2 separate regions of the Homo sapiens genome follow, and region 2 is linked to region 1. A link is a contact called in ENCODE Hi-C or POLR2A ChIA-PET data. All regions are on one chromosome and are shown on one strand. Each heading gives the region's core, a stretch centred on a gene start or an enhancer-like site at or near the end of the contact. The rest is flanking DNA. Distances are from core to core; before and after follow the strand shown.

What was found. Hi-C counts contacts between places; a loop is a spot of excess contacts on that map. ChIA-PET counts read pairs that join two places held with the same protein, here RNA polymerase II (POLR2A). Pooled maps may share reads with other maps.
Region 2: a loop to region 1 is called in a map of Right ventricle myocardium inferior, with 2.5 times the contacts of the local background. The contact joins the enhancer-like site here to the promoter of RAD51AP2 in region 1. A Hi-C loop is called at or near these places in 1 of 168 maps with a recorded cell type or tissue (Right ventricle myocardium inferior), 3 of 37 single-sample maps with no recorded cell type and 4 of 50 pooled maps. POLR2A ChIA-PET finds 5 or more read pairs at or near these places in 2 of 52 experiments (MCF 10A and common myeloid progenitor, CD34-positive).

Annotation. Positions count from the first base shown.
Region 1 is chr2:17,514,869-17,522,769 of GRCh38, forward strand. RAD51AP2 (RAD51 associated protein 2) reads right to left here and starts at 3,572. Exons shown (of 3, transcript NM_001099218.3): 1 at 301-3,572. The coding sequence starts at 3,547. It also overlaps the pseudogene LOC101928149. RefSeq lists enhancers at 3,100-4,299, 3,284-3,833 and a silencer at 3,595-3,844.
Region 2 is chr2:17,574,555-17,582,455 of GRCh38, forward strand. The region is part of intron 1 of VSNL1 (visinin like 1); the gene reads left to right. Among named protein-coding and RNA genes, the nearest start is that of VSNL1, 38 kb to the left of the region's middle. RefSeq lists an enhancer at 5,022-5,791. Within about 2 kb of position 4,002, at least 5 of the 41 ENCODE cell types and tissues checked have a DNase peak (open chromatin) inside an H3K27ac peak, as active enhancers do.

The DNA.
Region 1 (7,901 bases), core at 2,322-4,821:
TAAATGCTATTGTGGAATTAACAATGTAACTGTATGAAAACACCTTTTTTTTTTTTCTTGGTGTTTCCAAGGAGTAACTGCAGCTTGCTTTGAAATTTGTATTGTTTCTATCATAAATAAAGCTATGGCTTCTTGCTGGAAAAAAAAAAAAAGAAAGAAAATAGTGTGCATCAATAAACATTGTCTTGCATTTTATCTCTACCTTCCTTCTTTGTTGTCAAAATTATACATTTGGCCTACACAGAAAAAAGCAGTAATTTTTCTAGCATGAGAAATAATGTTCTAAAATGAATTTCATACCTTTCTCAGAAGTAGAGTAAAGTAATTCTTCCTCTGATCTACTTGGATAACAACTCTCATTAGGAACTTCCTGTTCTCCATTATTGGGTACAGTTTTCCATTTAAATAAACTTTGGTGACTTTTGCCCATATTAGGACCTGCTATAGTATCATGGAACGAGGAAGATGCACGTATTTTGTTGACCACAACCATTTTCAAATCTTTTTCTATCTCCATTTTTACCTTCTCAGCATCATTTTCTCCAAAGTAATTTTCTTGCCCATTGTTTGTTTCCACAGTGCTTAGAAGTTCATTTTCCCTACTAATTTCATGAAACATACGAAGTTCTTCAAGTACTAAGTCAAATTTTCTCTTCATCTCAAAATCTTTTACTATTGTCAGAGCTTCTGTTGATAAATATTTAGCAGCTAAGTCCTGAAAACATTCATCATTCCCTTCACTCAGACCAGTTTCAAATTGATGATTAATATATAATGCAGAGTCATTCTTTCTGTGAAAATCCTTTGAATTAGCTATCTCCCTTTCTGGCAAAATACTCTCATATTCATTTGTATTTGTTACATAATTTTGATTAACATATTTATTTTCTTCCACATTTACTTCCTTACTTATTAATGAAACTGACTGTACAGAAAACATGTCATCCATTGGAAAAAAACTATCTTTCTCTTCCTTTTCTATCTTAGTATCTTTGTGAACTTGGCAACTATTTGTTAAACTTTCAGCTGTGACTTTTACTTCCTCTTTCAAAATTAAGTCATATTTTTTTTCTTCTATTTCACTTAGCAAGTTCCAAAAATTTAGTACTTGAGTTATAGAAGTGGTATGGGTCTCTTCATTATGTATTATGTTGTGGCTTGCTGGTATGGCCTGTTGCCTAACATTGCAGAGATCTTCAAATATGTGCTCACAGTCAAAGTTACTGATCTTATTATGTCCCTGTTTTCTTTCCATATTTAAATCTTGGCTGTGCATATTTACTTCATAAAAATTTTCATTAATGTATCCTCGGTTGTTCTGTATAAATTGAGGACAAGAATTACCATGTGCTTTAACAGTACTAGAATTATAGTGAGCCCAATTTTCCACATTCACAACTTGTTGAGGACAACTCATATTCTGACAAGTAATTTCTCTTATTAAAGAAATTTCATCCATGTCATCAAAGTCCATTAAAAGGGGAATTTTTTCATATGTTTCAAAAATCGGAAAACCTGTATTTTGAGTTGTCATACTGAAGGAATTAATGAGTTTTTTCTTAGACTTTTCAAAAACTTGTTCAGTTCTAAATAACTTCCTTTTCTTTAACATAGGTTTCATATTATCTTCTAATAGTCTTGAAGAAGTTAAAATCTTTACTAGATATGCAGTATGATTTTCCACTATATTTTTTGGATACTTCAAATAAAGCATGCACTTGAAAATGCATTCCTCTTCTAATTCAAAATCATTTTCAATTCTTGTTAAAGAGTCAAAGTTATTGAGCAAAAAAGCTATGTTAGTTTTCAATAGAATATCTAAAGGTTCTGAAACACTATCTTGTAAATATATGCTTAAAATTCCATTCTTTATATTTGTATTCATGTTTCTGGTTATTAGATTTTGAATACCAATTATACCAATTTGCTTTTTACACTTCAAAATGTTACAGCAGGTTAAAATACTATTATCTTTTTTATTTCCTGAAATACTTTTATGGAAATAAAAAATTTCTATAATGAAACTTTCAAAAGGGTTGTTCACATGAAAGACTTTTTGTGTAGTATTGTATCTCAACTGTAGAGTATTATCATTTTCTCCTTTACCATTTAGCCAAACAGTCGTTATTAAAGCTGTCTGACTACCTAATATTTCTCTTACGAGAAGCTTTGATTGTTCTTCATATGCATTGATGACTTTTGCACAGTGGTAATCTTCCTTGCTTAAAAGGTCTATTTCTAATAATAATAGCCAATTCCATTTTTCTTCAGTTTTTTTCATATTTTCACATTTAGTCTTGCAATTATTTATAATCCAACAATTTCCTCTATTTCTTCTCAAAATATGTCTAACGTTACAGTCCCAGTTTTGAGATTTTTCCAGCCTGGTAAGTACGTAACTGTCCAGACATTCTGCTTCCTCCCAATTTGCATTTTCTAGTATAGCGAAATTCTTTCTAGAGTCTCTTACATTACACTGGATACTACTGCAGTTACAGTAGTTTGAACTGATCAAGTCTTTTCTCTTACAAGTATTTTGGCTACTGAGTGATGGGTAGTCATTTTCATAACATTTGGAAAAAATGTTTTCCGCTTCTACAGTTTTTTTATCATTCTGTAACTTTTGCTTCTTAACATCAGGTCTATTTTGGGACCAGTAAATGTTTGTGAAATCCCTAACATATGCCTCTTTTTTGTCATTCTTTTTCTTCGCTATTTCCTTTAAATAGACAGAGGACATTTTGCTATTTAAGTCCATTGGAAACTGAGGGACACTTATTGTGCCGCTATCTCTAAAATAGCTAGGTTTGGCAATTTCCAAGCTGGGCTGGTTTTGAGATTTTGATATTTTTAGTACAGATGATGAAATGTTATTTTCTCTTTTATTTGATGGCACAACACTGTTAGCTTTACATCTGTTCTTAATTTCATGAAATGGTGATTTAGTTTCCTTGTAAAAGGTAACATCTAAAAATGGATTTTCTTTGTGAACATTGTCTCTTCCTTGGACAAACTGTTGTTTTCGATTCTCATTTCTAATTCCATGTATATCGTGTATAGAGGTGCTGGGCAGAAGTTGACTAACCCCTGCTTTGGAGCTATTACTGCGGTGCACACTGAAAGCCTCTCTGTCATGCAGGCCTGCCTCAGACCTTCCTGAAGCCCTCAAATCAGAATCAGGACTTTGTGAGGGGGGAGACTGCAAACAGCTACTCATTTGGAATTTGAGATTTGAGCATTTCAGATTACATATCTGCTTCCCACTGACTGATTTCTCCACACACGAGTCTGTGGAGTTATCGAAAATAGCATTCGTTGAAACAAGGAGTCCCTTGAAGGGTCTAGGGGACAACTCCCAGACTTTTTCCGCCTCAGACAAGCGAGGCACCAGAGGCAGTCGCCAGCCCGCCTTAAAGACACCTCCAGGCTCCTCAAGACAGAGCCGCTTGCTACTAGGTGGTTGGGAATCCGGGTCCTCAGGAGGCGTTAAAGAGGAGGTAGGCTTTCTGAGCTCGGCCATCCGCGGCGTGGGCTGAGGGAGAGACATGACAGCGAATGGAAAGGATCTGTCCGAGTCCCGGCGGGGCTCCAATCCCTTAATAGGCGGTTCCGGGCCGCTCTGGTCACGCCCCTGACCCGCCCCTCAAGACCTGGCCTTAGCCTAATCTCAGGGTTTGCCCCACCCCGAATCCGCCCCTCCACAGCCCCAGCCTCAGCCCCGCCCCGCCTCCCTCAGTCCCTCCTCTCCCTGCCCCCACCCACGCGCCCCGGTTGTCTCACCACTGAAGGTCGGAGCACCCTGGGCCGTTACATTGTCTATTTTTAGCGCCTTTTTCTAATGCCACGACTGTAGAGAGTCTAAATGCTTTTTTCCCTGTGGTAGAACGAAGGGGAAAAGTTAGAACCTCTCACTTAAAAAAAAAAAATTTGTGAATGGTAACAACTTTATTTTCTAAATTCTAAAATTTTGTTTACCTCAGAAACGGCATCTCCACAACGGCTCGAGTGACTCTCCAGTAAAATCGTGTAGTTCTGTCAGCACCAGACCAAATCTCTCTGTGTATGGAAAAACTTTTTAATCCTTCCAGCGTCACTTAAGATCATATTAATATTTCCACTTCACTAATAAAGTGTGTTTGGGGGAAAAAAGCCACCAGTACTTACCAGTCTATCTGAGGAAAAAATGTGTGGAAATTATTATCCGGATAATTATTATTCTTCACTTAAGACTAAAAAAAAAATAGTTTACTATGTGCTGTGGGGATTTCTTCTCAAATATTGTGGATAAAATTATTTAGAGATAAAATATTATATGTTTGAACTACCCCATTTAGTGTAAACATAATAATACAGGTCTGACTCATACCTACTAACAAATTTTTAGACGCTATTTCTTGTTTTTTTTTTTCCTGCTTTGAGAATCATTTATGATTTCCAGTCAATTCTGGTTTTTGTGAATTCTATAATCATTAAGAAGAAAATGTTTTTCAAAATGTTTATTATTATTATATACATGTTTCTTAAGAAACATGTAACTGGTGCTCAGTAATAAACACCTCGATTCCCTTGGTGGTTGTTTCAAGCTTGGTATGTTTTATATTACATTTTATGCTAAAATTTATAATAACTACAATAACATGCAACCAGAATCCTAACTTCAGAACCCTCCCATGGCATAGATGGCAATATATAACTAGCCTTCTACTTTAGGTAATAAGATGTTCACCAGTTTCATGTTTTTTAAATACTCTTAGATACATTGTGATTACTTCAGTGTAAATTCCTCTAGAGAAATGTTTACTTAAGTTTGTAGAAAGCCTTGCAGCAGAAGCACTTCATTAACACTATAAATAAGAATGTGGCAGTGGTTCAGATTCCACATCAGTGAATTCTCCAAGTTCTACTTCTGTGTATCTTATGTTCTATTGCTTTTCTATCCCAGATTTTCCACAAATCTATATTCTTTTCTAATCCATTCTGTTTTAGCCCATAAGGGGTGACTTGTATAGCTAAGGTGTATATAATTGGTGCGCTAGTGTGATATTAGGACCAAGACTTTTTAAATCTGTAAAGTAAATGCCATTGATTGTGATTTCTAGTCTAGATTGATCTGTAACTTGATATTTGATTATTTCTTCATCTTGCTAGTTTGCCCAAGAGCACATTATTTTTTATATCTCCATCACATCATTATTTAACAACTCTACATTGTTTAAGGATTAAAATTCAAATAAAACCCAGAAGTATTACATGTAACTCAACAATTGTTTGACTCCAAGATACAGAAATGTATAGTTATTTTCTCCATCCTGAAGAAACTTACAGCCATAAAGACCAAAAAAAGAGTCTTTTCTTGCATTTACTTATTTAAACATTATACTAATGGCCACTGCCATTTCAAACAATGGCTATTGAAACCACTATTTATGTGGGTTTTTTCCTTTGTTTTTTTAAATGCCACCTAGAAAATGAACCAGTTATAAGTGAGAAATGCAAAAAATTATGTCTTCAACTCATCATAATCAAAATATAAATAAGACTTGTCTGAATCTTACTGATGCCTCAAAGCCCATTTCAAATGTCATATTTTTCTATATCACTTTACCCAACCCTTCCTTTGAAGTTCTTACCTTCCTTAGTAACAGTAAACTGAGCTTTAAAGACAGCATCTATCTGATTTCTTTTAGCGTGGTGTCTTCTTATAGTTCAACTCTGAATGAATAAAAGGATTAATGAGTTCATGAGATAAACCCCATACTGAAGATATGACACAATCTCCTATTAGAGTTAAATCAGAAATTTACTCAATATCAATATCAAGTCTAATGTCCTTAAGCATAGTATGTCACATCCTCACTACTAGGTCCTACTTAACTCTTTCAGCTTCTTTTTTTTTTTTTAAACAATTTGCCCCCATGCTGCCTACACCAGAATGTTTATTTTCTTGCTCTTTTATGTATGTTCTCAAAGCCCTTCATTTCTCCTCCTGGCAAATTCTTATTAAGCCTTAAATGGCCCTACTCAAAAGTTACCTCTACGGTGAAAGCTTCTCTTCCTCCTCCCTGCTGTAGCCAATCCCTGGGCAGAATTACTTGCATCGTCATCTGTTTCCTATAGCAATTTATTTCTAACTGTAGAACACTTAAAATGTCTTTATTGTATTGAGTTGTTTATATGTCCCCTCCACTAGGCTCCATTAATCAGGACAAGGATTTATTAATTTTTGTATCCCCAGTGCCTCTAAGTACCTCAGTTAATTAGAAGAAATGAAATGACTCCATGGTTAATACTCATTTACCAACTCAAATGGATTCATGGTGTCTTGAAAGTGCCTTAAGTTTCTTGTTTTTGTGTTATTTTGCTTTAGTTTTATACATTAGAGACTTGCTTTTATAATCATGTTGAAATACATTTAACATGAAAACTATGCTGAGCTATAACACCATAGGAGTTCAAAATGGACTTCAAATATTAGTGGTTTTAGCATCATTTGTGTTTCATGGTAGAACCAGAAATATGACAAGACAGTTTTTCCCTTTTACTTCTTTTAATAAATCATGTAAGAAGTGAATAAATATGCTAAATCTAAAAGTTTGTTTCAAACTGAAAGATAATAAAATATATTTCAAACAGTTAAAAGAACCACTAACAAAAATATTTAAATACAGCAGTTAGAAAGGAAAACATCATCACTTACTAAAAATATTTAAAATAAATATGGCTATAAATAACACAAATAGCACTTTTCATCAAGTCAATGATAAGCACTAGGGGAAAATAAGAAAATCAGGATACTGTGTACATTTATTTGCATATAAGATTAAGTTTTTATCAGCGCAATAATGGTAATTTGTAACATAAATAACATCTTAAATGTGATAACATATGTGCAAATGCTTTAAACTATAAACCACCTTTTTGTCCTCAATGTTCATTAATGACATCATAATCTATCCAGTCTCCTAAACTAAAACTCTTATATTATCCTTAACTTTTTCTCTTTTTTTGTTTTACTACTTCCCAAAATGCATCCCCTACATAGACATTCATCAAATCTTGTTGATTTTACATCAAATATGACCCTGAAATTAATCCCCCTTTTATCCATAATGTATCATCTTTATTTCAATCTCTCGTTATCTCTTTCTGAGAATATTGTAATAAACCAGTCTTCATTTTACTAGTCTCTTCTCAACTTCTGCCCAATACCATTACAAAAGTTTTTTTCTTAATAGAATATTAATCATTTTGTTACTTTCTTAAGAACTTCTTTTAACCTTTGATGCCCTTCAGAATAAAATACAAACTTTAATTTGACATAGAAAGTTCCTCATAGTTCAGTTCTAAACTGTTTTTTTCAGCTTCCACATCTACTCCCACAACACAACTTACTTTCCTGCAGCACTTAACTTCTTGCCATCCCTTAAATGTATAAAGCCCTTCGCAGTTTCAGTCTAGGCCATATGCTGCTTCGTTTGCTTAAAGCATAGTGGCAGGTCTTACTTAGGAAAGTTTTCTGCAGTGATCCAAAGTTTACAGTCATCTTTAGACCCCTACAGTTTTATTTGCTAACCTTTTTTTTAACTTCTAAATTTCTCCGCATTATTATGTTATTATATTTTCTGCTTACTTAGCTAATTAGAAATAACCTTTTTCCTGAGCTCTAAGTATTGGAAAAACAGGTGGAATGTTCCACTATTTACAACATCCATTTGATACTCTAATAAATTTCAGTAACAATTTAAGAACCCTGTCGCTGAAATAAAGCAAGAGTTTGTTTTTTATTAGAATCCGTGCAATTGCAAATAACACCTTTTTTAAAAACAATTACGAGTTCTTTCCAATTAGACTTTTGTAAAAATCTTTTCAAGGTTTTGAGAGGACAAAATGTCTTTTTTTAA
Region 2 (7,901 bases), core at 2,752-5,251, 60 kb after region 1:
AATACAGTCCATAGAATTTTACAAGTAGTTTAATAAAGGTGTCCATACACCCTGGGATCCTTGCCAGTCACTGGCTCCAGCTGAATACTCAGGGATTTTCCTTTGTTTGTTTCTCTTCTGCCCATTCATTTTCCATGCTGTAATCTTTGGGTTGGATGTGGAAAAGAGCCTTGCCACTTATGGAAGACTTCGTTATTTCATGAAAACTAAGCTATCAAACTTTGTTTTTTGAGATAGGGTCTCACTCTGTCCCCCAGCCTGGAGTGTAGTGCTGTGATCACGGCTCACTGCAGCCTCCACCTCCTGGGCTCAAGCAATCCTCCTTCCTCAGCCTCCCAAGTAGCTGGAACTACAGGCACACACCACCATGCCCAGCTAATCTTTCCTTCTTGCTTTCTTACCCTTCTTTCCTTCCTTCCTCTCTTTTCTTTTCTCTTCTTTTCTATGTATTTTTTGTAGAGACAGGGTTTCACCATGTTACCCAGGCTGGTCTCAAGCTTCTGGACTCAAGCAATCCACCTGCCCTGCCTCCCAAAGTGCTGGGATTACAGGCATGAGCCACCATGCCCAGCCTATTAAACTTTTTGTAGGAGATGGCCAAGAGCTGAACCTCTTCCTTCTGGATTGCAGGTACTGGGAAGGTAGAAATGCAGGCTGGTTGCTGGTCACCTCCCAACCCGGGAGGGAAGCAGAGGAGGAATTCAGATTCCTAAAGTCAGGAGAAAATAAGAATAAAAGGGCATCCATCATTAGCTTAAAATACAAGGGACTACCTACCTCTGAATAATTTGAAGGTTAAATCATTGAAGACAGTCCATAAAATAATTGAAATAACACAATAGTGGGAGTTAGGAAACCTGGTTGTTTTTCTAAGTGTAGTTCGACCTTTGTCACTCTAGACTACTTACTCTCTTTGGACCTCAACCTTCTCAACCTTATATAGGGAAAATTAAGTAGATTTCACAAATATCTTTTTTTTTATTTTTTTTATTTTTTTTTGAGATGGAGTCTCACACTGTCGCCCAGGCTGGAGTGCAGTGGCATGATTTCTGCTCACTGCAACCTCCGCCTCCCAGGTTCAAGCGATTCTCCTGCCTCAGACTCCCGAGTAGCTGGAATTAGAGGCATGCGCCACCATGCCCGGCTAATTTTTTGTATTTTTAGTAGAGACGGGGTTTCACCATGTTGGCCAGGCTGGTCTCGAACTCCTGACCTTGTGATCTGCCTGCCTCGGCCTCCCAAAGTGCTGGGATTATAGGCATGAGCCACTGCGCCCGGCCCGATTTCACAAATATCTTTACAAGTTCTCATATGTTAATATATAAGTTAATATGATAACCTATAAGAGATCTCTATTTAACATTCACTTGTTACCATAGAAACTTGTAAATTATAGGAATATGCTTATCATTCCATTATTATAACTTAAAAATAAATTTTTTTGCATATTATTTGTCCCTCTCATTGGGTCATTGGTTTGTATAGGAAATAAGCCATTTCTTTTTCATCTCCATATCCTGATACTTAACATGGTTTCTGCATATAGTCCACACTTTTTATTCATTTGTAAGCAGCAAGAGAGGAAAACAATTGTCTTCATTTTTTGCAGTAACTAGTTGTAATTATAGAGTGTGTTTAATTTTGCATCTCTGCTTTCTCCACTTAGCGTATCATAAGTAATTTGCCATGTTTCAACATTGCATTCACAATTTTATGTTCCACTCAGTTAATGTGCCATGATTTACTATCCATTTCCCTAGTGGGAAATGGTTATAGTGCTAGAGTTTCTACTATTATTAAAATGAAAATGCAATAAATATGTGTCTGTATGTAACTTTTTCCTCTTGGGTTATTTCTTTAAGATACCTTCCCCTGGAATCAAAAGTTTATATTTAATTATTTATTTCTAGTGTTTTCTGGTGGGTTATATTAACATGCAGTTTTGCTGTATTTGATTATTTGTAGGTGTAAACTTGGCCATTGATATTTAATATTTTGTTCATATTCTATTGATGTTCATTGCTCAGCCTGCCAGCATAATCCTCTTCCCATTTATTTTTAAGCAATGTTAATACTTAAAAGACACGTATGTTGAATATATAGTCCCATGTTGTTATTTTTACTTTTTCTGTTTTTTTAGATTCCCTAAACTGTGAATCTTTATGTAGTTATATCTATCAGTCTTATCTTTTATAGTTTCTGTCTTTGCTTTTATTTAGAGAGTCCATCTTGACCTTAATAATCAGGTTAAACATACTTCTATCAGTTTACTATTTGTGTTTACTCTTTTCTATTCATACTCTTTAATCATTTCTGTCTTCTGTCTCTGATGGTTTCCTTAATAACTGGTATTTGCTTTAGATACAAATACAGTCATGCATCACTTAATGACAGAAACATGTTCTGAGAAATGTATCATTGTGCAAACATCATAGAGAGTCCTTACACATACCTAGACGGCATAGCCTACTACACACCTGCCTATAGGCTACAAGCCTGTACAGCAGGTTACTGTACTGAGTACTGTAGGCAATTGTAACACAATAGTATTTGTATATTTAAATATATCTAAACATGGAAAATGTACAGTAAAAATATATTATACTTTTATGGGACCACCATCATATATATAGTCCATTGTTGAGTGAACCGTCACTCTGAGGCACATGACATTATATACACATACATAGCTATTAACCTTTTGTCTATATTTTCAGTTTCTGATAGTTTTCTTTGATAGTTTTTGTATTGAACTTTTGATTCCAAATGTTAATGATTTTTTAAAAGATGGCATATGGTATGGTTCTTACTTTTTTTATTGAACTGCTATCAAGAGGTGATTATGTCACTTATAAATTATATTTCCTCTATTTCCCCCTTGTTCTGAAAAGCTTCCTTGATCATATATTAAGTGAGTCTGTATAGCTGGATCTATTTCTAGACTCTCCATTCTGTTATGCTGATCTATATGTCTATTTTTGTGCCCATAAATTCTGCATGTATTTGAGGAGACCTCAAATGTCCTCTCTTGAGTCTTTGTTTCTCCAGGCTAAACATTCCCTGTTCTTTCAATGGCTACCCTTCTATTTAGCATCCAAGTCCTCTCCCATCTGCCCTGGGGACCAGGGGCAGGCAACTGTGAGATAACTGACCAAGCCTCAGGGGACCCCAGAGTTCCCTCACTTGGGGAAAAAAATGTTACATAAAGGCAGCACCCAGGTGAAAAAGGGAGACTGATGAGCTCTTATGTGGAAATAACGGTTTTTGTCACAGAAAAGTACTTTTTTGTTTCTCATCTCTAATCTGACAGAATAGTTTACAATGGCTAAGGGTCTGTCAGGGTTCAAATCCCAACTCTACCATTTTCTTGTTGTGTAACCTTCTCGGTAAGCCTCATTCACCTCAACTGTAATATGACTATATAATGGTATCTACTTCATAAAACGGTTGTAAAGAAGAAGTGAGGTAATCCATGAACACATAGTGAGCACTTGATCATATAAGCTGTTGTTATTACTGCTAAAATATCGGTCATATAGATTTATTATTTTATTTAACATTTTGAGGTAGTTATTAATATACACAATTTAATGTTGAATGAACAGGATAAGAAAAACTCAGTAAATTTCCCTTCCCAGCTAGTAGATGTGCTTCAGCAAGTATCTCACCTTGTTTGTCTAATGAGAAGGCCCGGGTCTTTGCTGTAGACAACACAACTCCACTGTGTGATGGAAGGCACTGATAACTGGCTCTTTGGATTCTGCCATGGTTACTAGGTGAAGCTCTAAATTCTTAGACAAAGGTAAATGTGAGGTTCAAACATAGGATTGTTTTGAGGTTTTCTTTTGGTTTCAACATGGAGGGACATTAGGTTAATGGGGAGACTCAATATGGTTTCATCCTTATTTGCAGATTAGCTGATGTGGAAACATGTCCCTTCAAACTGAGTATCACTTCACATAACTACTCCAAGTGAAAGTGACACAGGCCCAGAAGCATTTGTCATCCCCACAGGGTGCCAGAGGAAGCGGCACTTCCTCTCCTTCAGCACATGCTACCTGTGCTCTCAGAAGGCCCACGGCTGGGAGGGAGGCAGGTGGAGGAGGCCATACAACTTGCCAAGTCAAACACACCGGAAGGTCTAATTTTAGTCCCCCTAGCCTTGGCATTGTCTCTTTCAGCAAAGATATTTTTCATGCACTACAATAAAGTGCTTTGTTCCAGCCTTGCTGGATACTTCACAAAGGCCCAGCAAGGACAGCATAAGCCTAAATCAGAGCTGGAAACACATCAAACACAGGGACCTCACAGAAGAGGGTCAGCATTCCTCTCGTAACCTTTGGTAAATACGTTCTTTCCATCCAGCTTCCAAAACCCTAAGAAGGAACACTTGGTTGTGCTTCTCCTTCTACGCAACTCCTCTTCCTCCAGCTTCTTTTTTGTGAATCTTCTGTTGGCTCCTCATCAACAAGTGTGTTTTCTCCTTCATGCCAGGGATTTGAAAACCTACTCCCTCTTTTTGTCCCTGCCTAACAAAGCCCCCTTCTTTCTTTCTTTCTTTTTTTTTATTTTTTTTTTTGAGACGGAGTCTCGCTCTGTCGCCCAAGCTGGAGTGCAGTGGTGCAATCTTGGCTCACTGCAAGCTCCGCCTCCCGGGTTCATGCCATTCTCCTGCCTCAGCCTCCTGAGTAGCTGGGACTACAGGTGCCCGCCACCACGCCCGGCTAATTTTTTGTGTTTTTAGTAGGGACGGGGTTTCACTGTGTTATCCAGGATAGTGTCGATCTCCTGACCTCGTGATCCGCCCGCCTCGGCCTCCCAAAGTGCTGGGATTACAGGCGTGAGCCACCGCGCCTGGCCACAAAGCCCACTTCTTTCTATATAGTCTAGGTCTTGTTTTCTTTTCTGACATTGCCTGGAAAGTGCACTAGATTAAGAGTGAGAAACAATTTTACAATTTGCAAACTGGCTCCAGGGTTTGTTCTTACAATGACCTGGCAAATTCGTTGAGGCAGAAACTTTCACAGAACTTGTATAGATGAGAAAACTGAAGTGCAAAGAGGACACAGACTTTTGCAAAGGTCACACAGGAAAACACTGGCAAAGCTGAAACTGAAACCTAGCTCTGGTGCTTTAGGAAAGGTGTGGTCCAATGAACTTATCAAAGCACCGAAAACCCACACAGGCATTTGGGAGGGCCCTGGGATGAAAGAATCCTGGAAAAGGACCTCCTGTGGTGCTTTCAGTTAGAGCCACTCCCTTTACAAACAATGAATTAACAGCAGTCTTTTAGGATTCACAGGTAGATCAAAGACCTTTAGTTCTTAGGCTCATTCTATTTAGCTCTGGGTGATGAATATGGAGGAGAAGCTCAGGAGAACCCTGAGGTGACATCTCAGCACCTTGGAGAAGTTGTGATCGGGAGACACAGTGCTGGGAGTCAGAGTCCCTGACCATCAGAATCTGCTATGTCACCAAACCTCTCTGAGGCTCAGTTTTGTCTTCTGTAAGATTGATGCTAACAATGCCAAGGTTTATGTAAGATGTGAGATAGGAGAGAGCTTTGTAAATGCTAAAGCACTATCCACTGTTCATTACAATGACTCATATTCAAATTCAAAAAATAGAAAATTCAGAGCTTCCATAGATCACCACTTCTGGGTGCCTATGGTTGGGTCTAGAGTTGTCCAGTGAAGTCCAGAAAGGAATCTACCCAAAGGACAAAGTAAAGATCCGAGAAGCCTTGGGGAACATTAACATCTCTGGTCAACCTTATCTGCTGCGTTTCCAGGAAATAAGGAAATGATTTCTCTGAAGGTAAAACCCACCATTCTGGGACCTCAACCTGAAACTGTTGACCACAAAACCAGCTAATATCCTCAGGAAGTTTTCCAAGCCTCCCAAAGGCCTGTGTGAGTTTTCTGTGCTTTGACAGGTTCATGGGACCACACCTTTCCCTAAAGCATCAGAGCTAGGTTTCAGTCCAAACTCTGCCAGTGTTTTCCCGTGTGACTTTTGCAAAAGTCTGTGTCCTCTTTGAACTTCAGTTTTCTCATCTATACAAGTTCTATGAAAGTTTCTGCCTCACCTAATTCACCAGTTCATTGTAAGAACAAACCCTGGAGGCAGTTTGCAAATTGTAAAAGTGTTTCTCACTATTAATCTAGTGCATTTTCCAGGCCGTGTCAGGAAAGAAAACGAAACTCAGACTTTATAGAAAGAAGTGAGCTTTGTTAGGATTTTATTAGTTTGGTGAATGAAATACATTTTGTGCATTTATTTGTTTGCTGAAATAAAAACATTTGCACATTGTTCTGCTTATAAATGTTATATGCTCATTATAAAGAGTTCAGAAAGATATTAAGGAGAGAGTGAAATGCCACCATTATACCACCAGCAGTTATAATCACTGTTAAGATTTTGATATAAATTATGAACTGACCAAACTTCCTGTGCACACAAGCTCAAGCAAGTGTGTGTATAAAGCAAAAGTAAGTGGTGCTACACTTACTGTTTTGTGACCTGCATTTTTGACTTAACAATTTATTACAATATTATCTCTCCTTTTTTCTTTCATTTTTATTCCTAAAGTGCTGCTTATGTTAATCGTATTCCTCAGATCATGGTTCAATATCAACATTTTTTATATAAAGCCCTTCTTGTGTTTTCTCATATAGTTTTAATTTCCCTTTATTTGCTATGCTCCCATTCCCTTCCTCCATTATATTGTATTTAATATATGTCCTCAGGTAAGGGTTTATCCTTGAAAATATACAGAGTTTATTTGTACATTTGTGTGTTTTCACTTAAATAAATGACATTGAGTCAATACCCACCCATATCCATCAATGTAGATATACATTATCACTTTTAATGGCTTCATAATTTCCATTCATTGCTCTAAAGAAATTTATTTAGCCAGTTTCCTGTGATGGACCTTTAGGTAGTTTTTAAAAGAGGTTTTTAAAAATGATTTTAAACAATGCTGAAGTAAACACCCTTTGTATATATGTCTTAACAGGCTTGTGTCATTATTTCCTTGAGATAATTTCGAGAGACCACTTTATAAAATATTCCTTACCCAATCTCTCAAAGAAGCTTTGTTGCTGGTTTCCTAGAAAGAAGCGTGTTCTCTCTCTCTTCCTCATGACACTGCTTTTCTCTCCCTAACAGCACTTAGTACAGTCATCTTTAAGCTTCGTTTCATACGTTCTCTCTTATCGCTCAACTGATAAGCTCTTGCTGTTAATGGGAGGGATTACATAGTAATTAATTAATTCAACAACATTTCCTGGGTATCTGTTCAGCAGTGGGCTCTGAACTAGTGCTGAGGTGAAGTGGACAATCACCCACCCTTGAGGAACCCCCATCTGTGAGATGGGAGACATGGATTACAGATACTACTGTGGCAGGTGATGCAGCAACAGCAGTTGTGTAATTTGCAAAAGAAGAAGTAGCCGTACAGTGAAGTCACTGAAAATGAGGTACCTCCTCTACATCTTGAAATATCAGTGGGAGTTCACTAGAGAACCAACGTGTAGCTAATGAGAACTGCCCTCAGAGCAAAAGGAGCAGCAAAAGGAAACACAGAGAGGTTTGGCATGATATTAGGAAGTTGTAGCATAGGTGAGAACATGGGGAGAGAGGAAACTAAAGAGGTGCCAGGAGGGGTGAGGGGAAGGAGGAAGGTGGGAGGCTGGAGGGAAAGTGTAGGCCCAAGTGAGCAGGTCTGGGAAGCCATGCTCACAGTTGGAATTCAGAGTGAGGATAATGAGAGACCACTGAAGGGTTTAAGCAGGGCAGTGACATGATTGGGTTTTGTGTTTTAGAAAGGTCATTCCAGCTATGATAGTATGGAAGATGGAATTCAGGAGGGTAAGACTTTAGATGGAGAAGCAAGT